2 separate regions of the Homo sapiens genome follow, and region 1 is linked to region 2. The links are chromatin loops, found by intact Hi-C in ENCODE. Cell type or tissue: PC-9. All regions are shown on one strand. Links, peaks and the distances in the headings refer to the core of each region. The heading gives the core; the rest is flanking DNA.

Region 1 (5,381 bases), core at 281-5,280, 51 kb before region 2:
TAGATTTCAAGAATTAAGGAGACTTGAGAACCATCTAACACATACAAAGGAATATGGTTCTAACAAAGTACTCAAGAACTAATCATTTTAGGGACTGGCATGGTGGCGCATACCTGTAATCCCAATGCTTTGGGAGGCCAAGGCAGGAGGATCACTTGAAGCCAGGAATTTGAGACTGGCCTGGGCAACATAGTGAGACTCCATCTCTACAAAAGAAATTTAAAAATTAGCCGGGCGTGGTACATGCCTGTAGTCCCAGCTCTGGAGGCTGAGATGGGAGGCTCTCTTGAGCCCAAGAGTTGGAGTCTGCAGTAAGCTATGATCGCACCATTGTACCCCAGCCTGGGAGACAGAATGAGATCCTGTCTCTAAAACAACAACAAAAGACACATGAATCATTTTTAGAATACTGATCAAAGTCACCTAGTTTTCATCTTCCTTTATCCATTATTTATTCTTTCTTCCAAGACTAATCAAGGCAAAATTGTGATATTTATCTTAACAACGTGGTAAAGTATATATCTGTCACTCTCTGGTAACTTCTCTTCCAACAGATTTTTATGCCACCCTTTGTCCTCTGGAATGGTTCAATGCAGCTTGATTTGCTAGGACTGTACTTCTATTGTAGAACCCCAAACTCAGACCTGTGTACCCCATGAGCAGCTGGGGCCAAACACTGAGACACTGGTGCTTGGAGATAGAGAAAGGTTTATTCAATTTGACCAAGGCAAGAGGGCAGGAGGGCAAGATCTCTCAAATCTGTCTTAACAAAAAGGTGAAGCAGGGAGTTTTTGTGCAGCTAGACAAAAGGGAGGGGGAGTTTCAGGGAACCGATGGGAAAGTCTGTGTTTCTTCAGTCTCAGATAGTGCCTTGAACAACCAGACTTCTGGGCATCAACAGCCGGTCATGACATCCTTAACAGCATCCATTCCCTCTGCAAAAATGTTTTGTGACCTTGAAGTTATCTTCTCCTCTTGGTGAAGAAACAGCACATCAGCAGTTTATCATTATATTGAGGGAGCAAGGGATATTGGCAGAAAGCGGGCAGTTAACATGTGCAAGCAGGCAAGGGCCTGATCAGAATGTTCATGGTTTCAGCCACTAAAAATGCGGGGTGCTGAAATCTCAAAGGGCCCGGTTACACTCCTCACTCCCCCAGTCAACATTCATTCACCCCGCAGGTGTAAGACCTATAGCTGCTTCCAGTTCCTGCCACTCTGGTGGGGTGAGGTATTATCTCATTATAGGAGTAACTGGCATTCTCTAGTGACTAATGAGGGTAAGGTTCATATGCTTACTGGCCATTTGGATATCCTCTTCACAAAATGCCTACTCAAAAATCTCTTGCCCGTTTTCCTATTAAGCTATCTTTCTCATACTGACTTGTAGGCGTTCTTTATTTTGGGCCTGAGTCTTTTGGGGAAGTATTCACTGCAAAACGTCTACTCTGCAGTTCACCCTTTTCCTTAATGCTGTCATTTGATGAACAGAAATCCTTAATTTTAAGGTACTTCCATTCAAAAGTTTTTTCATTGAGAAGCTTAAGGATTTTTTTTCATTGAGAAGCTGAGGGATGAAACTCTAAGGAGTCCCAGATCTTCTTAGAGAAGGCGTGCCTCTAGCCCGCTGCATGGAGAGCCCTCCCTGTGGGGGTGCATTTGTGGAACTAGCTGGAAACCTTGTACAGCTGGCTGCCATATCAAATGACCATGGACTTGGTGGCTTAAGACAACACCATTTATCCTCACTTAGTTCTAGAGGCCAGAAGTCCAAAACCAAGGTGTCTGCAGGGCTCTGCTCCCTTGGAAGGGTTCAGGGAGGAGCCTTCATTGCCTCTTCCAGCTTCTGGGTGCTCCAGGTGTTCCCCGTAGCTGAGTGACTAACCTCTGCCTCCATCTTCATATGGCCCTTTCCTGTCTCAAATCTCTCCCTGCCCTTCTCCTAGAAGGACAGTTGTCATTGGATTTAGGGCTCACCCTGATAATCCAAGATGATCTGATCTTAGGATTTGTAGCTCAATCTGCAAATACCCTTTTTTCATAGAAGGTCACATTCACAGGTTCCAGGCAGACACATTTTTGAGAGGCCCCCATTCAATCTACTCTATTGCCCTCTGGGTGTATGGGAAAGTTGCTCACGGGGAGATGTCTCACGGGAGGTACTCTGCTACAGACGCACCCCCAGGAGCAAGGTGCTGGGGGAGGCTGCTGGTCACTGGAGTCAGCCCAGCAAGCACAGTTCCCCTGTGCGGTTCCCAGCAAGCCCTTTCTCCTTAAGTGTCTCTCCACTCCCCCTACTGACAAAGCTTAACACTGTGTCAGCTGGCAAAGGAAAAATATTTAAAGGGCCCAGATCCATTCTCATAGAGAAGGTGAAAAAGGAAGCCTTGAGCTTAATGTCAATAAATTGATAACTGACATATTTAGGGACTATGATAGTTCATTGGAAGGCCTACCACATATTCTGTGTAGTTGGGTTAGGTAGTTATTTTTGGAAGTTTTTTTTTTTTTTGAGACAGAGTCTCACTCTGTCACCCAGGGTGGAGTGCAACAGGCGCCGTCTTGGTTCACTGCAACCTCTGCCTCCCAGGCTCAAGCAATTGTCTTGCCTAGCCTCCTGAGTAGCTGAGATTACAGGCATGTGCCACCACACCCAGCTTTTTTTTTGAGACGGAATCTTACTGTGTTGCCCAGGCTGGAGTGCAGTGGCGCAATCTTGGCTCACGGCAACCTCTGCCTCTCAGGTTTGAGCGATTCTCCTGCCTCAGTCTCCTGAGTCACTGGGATTATAGGCACGCGTGACTACGCCCAGCTTATTTTTATATTTTTAGTAGAGACTAGGTTTCATCATGTCGGCCAGGCTGACTCACTCACCTTGGTCCCACAGAGTGCTGCAATTATAGGTGTGAGCCACCACACAGAGCCTGAAATTTTTTTTTTTTTTTTTTTTTTTGAGACGGAGTCTCGCTCTTTCGCCCAGGCTGGAGTGCAGTGGCGCCATCTCGGCTCACTGCGAGCTCCGCCTCCTGGGTTCACGCCATTCTCCTGCCTCAGCCTCCCCAGTAGCTGGGACTACAGGCGCCCACCACCACGCCCGGCTAATTTTTTGTATTTTTAGTAGAGACGGGGTTTCACCGTGTTAGCCAGGATGGTCTCGATCTCCTGACCTCGTGATCCGCCCGTCTCGGCCTCCCAAAGTGCTGGGATTACAGGCGTGAGCCACCGCGCCCAGCCCCGAAAGTTTTTTTAAAAACCGTAATTTATTTGGTCTTTTACTAAAACCATTTTTGGAGGCTGTGGATGAAGCTGAATAAATATTAGGATTTTTTGTTTGATACATTAATTGCATTTGGTCCAAACCTAGGCAGCAGATATACTTTGTGGCTCCAAAATATGGAATGAGTGAATCCCCATCTTGATCCTATGTGGCTCATATCTATCACTTTGTAATTGCTGGCAATTTTAGAGAATTTAGGTGCATTATGTGGCTTTGAAGCCATATACAGTCTTTTGCTATATTCACTAGGTGATGGTAGTTTATGAAATACTGTGTAAGATAATGTGCCTGGTTTCCATTTCTAAATGAAATACCGTTTATTTTTATTTAAATTAAAAAAGTTTTCACTCGAGTGAGGAATTTTTTAGTTTTATTGAGGTTAGCATACATATAATAAAGTCCAAAAAATCTTAAATGTGGAGCTCAATGACATTTTATACACACATGTACAAATACGTGTATATTATACACAACAGTGTACCACCAACCAAATCAAGATATGGAATATTTCCAGGACCCCTGAAGATTCTCTCATGCTTCTTCCCAGGCAACACCCCCACCCTACCAGAGGCAGCCCCCAGCTGCCTCCAGAGGTAATCACTATTCTGTTGTCTATTTTTGAACTTCATATAAAATGGAAACATATAGTTATGCTCTTTTGGATGTAGCACCATTTATTGAAGACACATTACTTTAAGCCTTTGTGAAATACACACACACAAAGATACACACCGGATGACTATATGTGTGAACCTGTTTCTGGACTTTGTTTAGTTCCACTGGTCAGCTTGCCTTGGTCAGCTTGCCTTTCCTTGCGTCGATACCACATATCTTTATAAGAGATCTTGATATCTGGAGGGATAATGTCTTCCAGATCTGTTCTTCTTGGCTACTTTTGGCCCTTGAGTTCTTCTTTAGACTCTATTCTGTTCCATTCTTCTATTTGTCTATCTTCACACTAAGAACACGCTGTTTTAATTATCGTAGCTTTAGAGTAAATCTTATTATCTGGTGAGGTAAAACTTCCATTTTCTTCTTCCTTAAGATTATTTTGGCTATTCTTGGCCCCTTGCATTTTTATTTGTAAATGGTAGCATCAGCTTGTCAATTTCCACTACAAAAATATGGTGAGATTTTGATTGAGATTGCACTGAATTCATACATGACTTTGAGAAGCACTGGCAACTTTACAATACTAAAGTTTCCAAGACATTACATCGTATATCCTTCCATTTATTTAGCTCTTCTTTCATTCCTCTGAGTGATATGTTGTGGTTTTCAGACTAGAGGTTTTGCTAATCTTTTGTTAAGAATTTTTCGGAATAGTTTATATTCCAATGTTTAAAAATTTTCTAGTTGCTGTTGCTATGTAGAAATACAACTGCTTTTTCTGCCGGGCGCAGTGGCTCACACCTGTAATCCCAGCACTTTGGGAGGCCAAGGTGGGCGGATCACGAGGTCAGGAGATCAAGACTATACTGGCTAACACGGTGAAACCCCATCTCTACTAAAAAATTAGCCAGGCGTGGTGGCGGGCACCTGTATTCCCAACTACTTGGGAGGCTGAGGCGGGAGAATGGCGTGAACCCAGGAGGCAGAGGTTGCAATGAGCTGAGATTGCACCGCTGCACTCCAGCCTGGGCGACAGAGTGACTCCATCAAAAAAAAAAAAAAAAATACAACTGCTTTTTCTTATATTGACTTTGTTTTCAAAGACATCTCTAAATTCAATTTTTTTTTCTAATTTTTTTATTTTTAGAGATGGAGTCTCACTATGTTACCCAGGCTGGTCTCCAACTACTGGCCTCAAGTGATCCTCCCACTTTGACTTCCCAAAGTGCTCGGATTACAGGTGTGAGCCACTGCACCTAGCCTAAATTCACTTATTAATCTAATAGTTGACCTGTAGATTACTTTGGATTTTCTATGTGTACAATATATTGGCTATAATATCAACTTTGTTTCATCCTTTCCAATCATTATACCACTTCTTAATTTTCCTCACTTGTTGCTATAACTATACAGTATAGAACAGAAGTGATGATAGTGGCCATCCTTATCCTGTGTCCAAGCTCAAGTGCGGGTGCAATCACTCAGAAAACTG
Region 2 (5,381 bases), core at 62-5,061:
CCCTTAATGTGTCTGGGGAGCCCTCTCTAGCCAGCTCGCCAGCCTTTCTGAATCTGCCAGTCCTGCCGCTACACCATTCCCTTTCATTCCTCTTTATGATGTGCCCTCTGCTGGAATTTCCCCTTCCTGCTGATCTCACTAGGCCTATTCAGGTAGCAACTACTCAAGCTCCTTCCCACAATATTTTATGCAATAAAGTATCAGTACTCAGAGTCACGGCTTAATATAATTTCTTTTTTCCTTTTTAAAAGCTTCAAACAAATAATGTCTTACCTTTAGATCCCTATAGGTTAAAATATGTTTGTTGACTAAAAATTGTGTATGATTGCTGAAAGTATTCAATGCAGGGAACAGACCAGTTCATCATGGAGGCATTCCATCAGAGCGTCTAGTTAGAGAAGATATGTCATGGACTGCATCGGCACAGAAGTGGGGTTTATGTGAGAGAGGAGTTGGAAGTCACACCTGAGTGGAGAGCAACGTGAAAAGGTGATGTCAGCAAGAATTTAGGATGTATGGAAAGGATGGTAAAGGCACCAACTGGATGGATCAGGGAGACATGGAATGCAGAATGCAGGAAATAGGTAATCTCTTAAATTGCACAAATCTAGGTTTCATTTTTGTGCTCTAGTGTGTTACACTTGTGATGACTTGACTTCCCTGAGTGACAGTGCGATGGGTGTGATCCATATTCATATGCACTTCATAGGGCTGTGAGGACTGAGAGAGGTGACCCAGTGACGAGTGTCACACAAACCTGACATGTCGTAGGCACCAAATGGTTCTAGACAGTGGTTCTGGTTGGTTTTGTGGTCAATTGGAAACCTTTCATCAAGTAGAATTTTCTTTGCAGAGCAAACAATTGAAATGTTAATATTCTATGTGTACTAAAGTTTGTATTCTCCATTAATATGGGGGAGTATATGGTGACCTGGTGTTTAGTGCCAGCTTTGTTTTTGGTTCATTGCTCGATTTATGAGAGAGAATGCATAATATTTGTTGTTCGACTATTTTACTTGCAGGATTGAAGAGAGTTGACAAATCTAGAAAATGCTTTGAGTTCTTGGACATCACTGTTTGAAAACGTACTGATTACCCTTAGTTGAGAATGGGAAAATCTAAAGGGGAAAAGTCACTGGTTCACGCTGTACTATTAGAATTGGTCATCTTCTTGCCTGACTTGTAAGTTAAGGATGCTTGATCTTTGCTGTGATTTAACCTGTTCAGGATGAATTGTAACCAGTTACAATGAATACAAATTCTCCTTTCTGTTTGACCTGGAAAACTTTCCAAAAGGAGATGTCTTTACAATAATGATATATTTGGTGAAAGCTGTGGGTTGTTTTTTTTTTTTTAAAGCTTATGATGACAGTATTGAAAGAGGAAACTAATCTGTATTGTCAGCACAGCCACAGCTAGCACTAGTCATTTCTTGAGAGGTGGAGCTGTTTCTCAGAAAACATGCTGTTTGAGGGTAGGAGGTGAAGGGACTCCTTGTCAGAAATTGGCTTAATTTTAATCCAAGTTATAAACCACAGTTCTGTTTGGGTATTGCATTTCTTCATTTACTCAGTGACAAGAATTAAGGCAGATGATGCCTGTAGAAAAAAAAGTGTATGTTCTTGATAGTTCTGCTACTAGTGCTAGTAGAGGTTGAGAAATAAGATTTCCTGTGAAGTGTGGTTTGGTTGCTTTTGTGGTATCCCATGCAAAAGAGTTTGAACTATCTTCATTTTTCTCCCTTTACTGGATCCTTTAAAAGAGGAAAGGGTGAGATAACCAGACTTACAAGGATGGTAAAGTATAGTGGGCTTTGGGGCTTACTTATACAGCCCAAAGGTTATGGGATGCTGCTGTTATGATAATCTCATGTCAGAGGTTCCTATGGAAGAGGAGAAAGGATGTACCTTTCTGTGTGTTCTCATTCAGAAGTCAAAAGTTTGTTTTTTAATGATTAGTTTACAGATTTGGGGCTGACTGATAGTATCTGGGCAGGGAAAAGAGACCTGTGACTCAGGTTGTTAAGGGAACCTGTGTATATGCTCTCACAAACTCGAAACCGTGTGTTGTGATCCTTAATTGGAGAAGAGGTAGTGCCCTTCTTTGTTATCATCACTAAAGAGTATAAATTATAAAGTCACAGTTTCTCATAAAGAGGCTTTGATAGTTTCACTTCCTGAAATGTGTATATTCACAATCTTTTGCAATAGTTATTTTAAGGTGATGTGTTTTATTTTTTTCTCTACTGCCTCTTCGAAATCAAAAAGTTATATATACTTTTTATTTTATATTAATCTTTTTCAATTTTTGTTTTTATAATTTTAATGTATTTTAAATTTATTTTAAAGTTTTATTTCTCCTTTTTGCTTTAATATTTCTTCCTTTTTAAATTGTTTTTCATTTTTCCTTTGTATGTGTTTTTCTTAAAAGAACAGAAGAATTAAAATAATATCTAGTGATGTAGGTATTTCAGTTTTGTTTTTAATCAGCCTTGAGAAGAAAATACAGGCTCAAATAACATTTGTAGTCAGTTCTAAATAGCTATAGAGTTTTCCCAAGGATTACCTTTCTTTTTTAGTATTATCTGATAACAAAATAAAAAAAAATTTTCCTGAGAAAATTCACCGTTCCTTTGCTTTTGTTGACTCTGTATATTAATGTTAAACAGGAAGCGAGGCCACTGCCAGGGGCTGAGCCCTGCAGACCCAGTGCCCTGCAGGTAGTGCCCTCCTCCCTACTGCCTCCCAGGACTGGATCTGGGCTTTTCTGGTGTGTGGTTACTGTGCTTATAGAGCATTGAGGTAACACCTCGTGCATATTTTACAGATAGAAGGAAAATAGCAGTGAATTTTAGTTCAGAGTCCTGAGGGTGAGGTATCAAATACTCTGGCTGAAGGTCTTTCTCTAGGTTTACTTCCTGCATAGCTGGGCAAGGGTGTGGGGTGGTGCCATGTGGGGTAACCAGATTCCCAGCACCCTGTGAGGTGGACCTTCCCGGGTTTTATGGATTCCTACCGCATGTTAGCTAAATGGCTGTTTTCAGTTGTGCAATAGATATGAGTAGCCTTTGGTTAGTGTTCTTTCTGTGATTACAACATGAGGAAATACATTCCTTTGGTGTGATATTTTAGTGGAACTTTAATTTTAAAATCATGTAGTTTTCTAAAACCAGGCTTTCTTTTTTTGGTATGTTGTCTAGGAGATATGTGGTCTTTATTTTAATTAAGTTGCTGACCTTTTTACTATTTTACATAATATAACAGTTAAAGGGTGATTAAACTGTTTTTTAAAAAAGTGATTTTTAAAAAAAAGTGCTTGTTGACATCATCTTTCTGAGAACACTAGTATATGTGATTTACTATAACAAGATCTTAGTTTTTCCTGTTGGCAAATGACATGTAATATTTACAGAGGTCTTGGGTTCAGTCCAGCAGAAACATCTCAGATAAATTGATGTGTGAAACTAAAGCCATTTTACATTTTCTTTCATATGGAGATAATATAAACAGTTTTTTCATTTAAAAGTAAGGAGAGACTGGCTATTTAGTATGGATTTCTTTGAGAGGGACAACTTGTAATAGTATGCATTCTCTAGAGTTAAACATCAAACACCATGTTTTTAGTTTTATAATTCAGTGATATGCATCCGGCAGTTGTGTGTTGAGGATTCTGAGTTAATTCATGGGCTTTTTCTCCTGGTGTCATGCTTCTCTTGCTTTCCCATCTAAATGTATAAGGTCACATTTTGTATTTCACATATTTAAATTAGCATAAATTCTCAATCTATGAGATTTTTACTTTTAAAAACTAGAAATATCTCTAAACTGTTAACAGAGTCTAAGTAGTGAAGTATCTTCAGTGGTCTTTTAAAGAATACAGTTGGAATATTCCAACTGTCTTTAAATATTTTCAGCATTTAACCTAAACACAGTTCAGTGCTAAAATTTATTTAAATATAGTGGAATTCTTATCTGTTGAGAAATGAAGAGGTTGAAATATAGTAACCTCGGAAATCTAGTCTCATCTATTTGAGACCAGTTATCGTTTTGTAGGTAGACCAATCAATTCTTAGGTACCAAGAATCTGAATGATCCTTTTACTTTTAGGAAGGTAAGTACTTTATTCATTTAACTATGTTTACTCCTGGTCGATTTTTCAAGTCACAATGGCTAATGTGCTACAAACAGAAGTGCTTCCTTTCCAGCACTATAGTAATAAACAAGATTGCATTTTATACTCCTTACAAAAAAAGTAGAGAATAGTTTAGGATTTGTCTCAACTCTATTATGATGCTAATTCATTTTTCTTATTTCTTCTGTCTTTTTATAAATACCTAGAATATTAATATGAAGATAAAAACAGTAATTTTGAAATGACAGTTGTGGTTTATCATTCTCTATTTTCAGATGATCACAGTCGTGTTAAACTGCAAAATGCTGAGAATGATTATATTAATGCCAGTTTAGTTGACATAGAAGAGGCACAAAGGAGTTACATCTTAACACAGGCAAGTAATACGATACCACGCAAATGTCTGAAAATGATGTGTTTGTGCTTGTTCTGCTTTAAATCATAGGTAAAAGTATATCTTGACTTCTTTTGGAAATGAAATGGTATTTCAGTTTTTTTCTGACGATGTAATGAATTATGGACATTATAAGGTTTTGAAGCTTTGAGTATTTAAGATAAAAGGCAAGTTATTTTTGATATTACACGTTCTGTGAAGGAAAATTCTTAGGAAATGGCTTAGGCCAGTTCTTTGGCAGATTGTGTTCCTTACATTATATCTGACACAGAGTGCTGCTTATGCTTCTTAGTGTCTTCTTTTCTCTTCCCATACCCTGTGGCAAAACCAGAGGCCCTGGACAGCTCTTCTGTAGCTCCCCCTGCCTCGCATATATCTTCAGAGAGTACACCAAGCCCTGGATGGTGTCTGGTCGTCTTCAAGGACCTGAGCGGGTGCTGAGACCAGGTGCTCCAGAGGCCCAGCCACAAGGCCTTGTGCTCCCTGTGGCCTTCTGCCCAGTTGCCTCTGAGCGCATCAGCCACACCTGTGTGCAAGCATGATTCTTCCTTCCATTCTGAGATAGTAGGAGAGATTTTTGTGTATCCACAGCTACTCTTTATTCATCAAGTAATAAAGACTTGATTATCAACAGGGCTGTCTTTCCCCCTAAAGATTTTTAAATATTCAAAAGATATACCATAATATTTGAGATTTTTGAAAACATAACTTAAATCAGAATGACTTATTTGAAAGAGAAAAATATTTGATAAGTAAAAAGATATGCAGATTAATGTAACTATGAGCTATTATACTACGTCAATTCACAGGAAACTAAAATGCATTTTTTACTTGAGGTAGTACAGCTCCTGCAAGT

What was found. A loop is a pair of places that touch in the nucleus more often than their neighbours do. Peaks named below come from ENCODE experiments on the same cell type or tissue, not always from the same donor. Only the 100,000 strongest peaks of a DNase experiment are listed, where the experiment ranks them.
Region 1: a loop joins it to region 2, with 6 times the contacts of the local background. A loop is called at or near these places in 32 of 110 quality-filtered maps.

What each region holds. Positions count from the first base shown.
Region 1 is chr18:12,887,595-12,892,975 of GRCh38, reverse strand. No RefSeq gene overlaps it. Among named protein-coding and RNA genes, the nearest start is that of PTPN2, 6.0 kb to the right of the region's middle. In PC-9, for the core only: CTCF peaks have their summits at 2,090 and 2,289; DNase peaks (open chromatin) are centred at 1,235, 2,315 and 2,815; H3K4me3 peaks cover 432 bases; H3K27ac peaks cover 3,404 bases.
Region 2 is chr18:12,835,917-12,841,297 of GRCh38, reverse strand. It overlaps PTPN2 (protein tyrosine phosphatase non-receptor type 2), which reads left to right. Exons shown (of 9, transcript NM_002828.4): 3 at 4,407-4,507. Among named protein-coding and RNA genes, the nearest start is that of PTPN2, 46 kb to the left of the region's middle. RefSeq lists enhancers at 1,267-1,316, 1,357-1,406, 1,527-1,586. In PC-9, for the core only: no CTCF peak of the experiment used is centred there; DNase peaks (open chromatin) are centred at 2,087, 2,967 and 3,387; H3K4me3 peaks cover 2,478 bases; H3K27ac peaks cover 5,000 bases.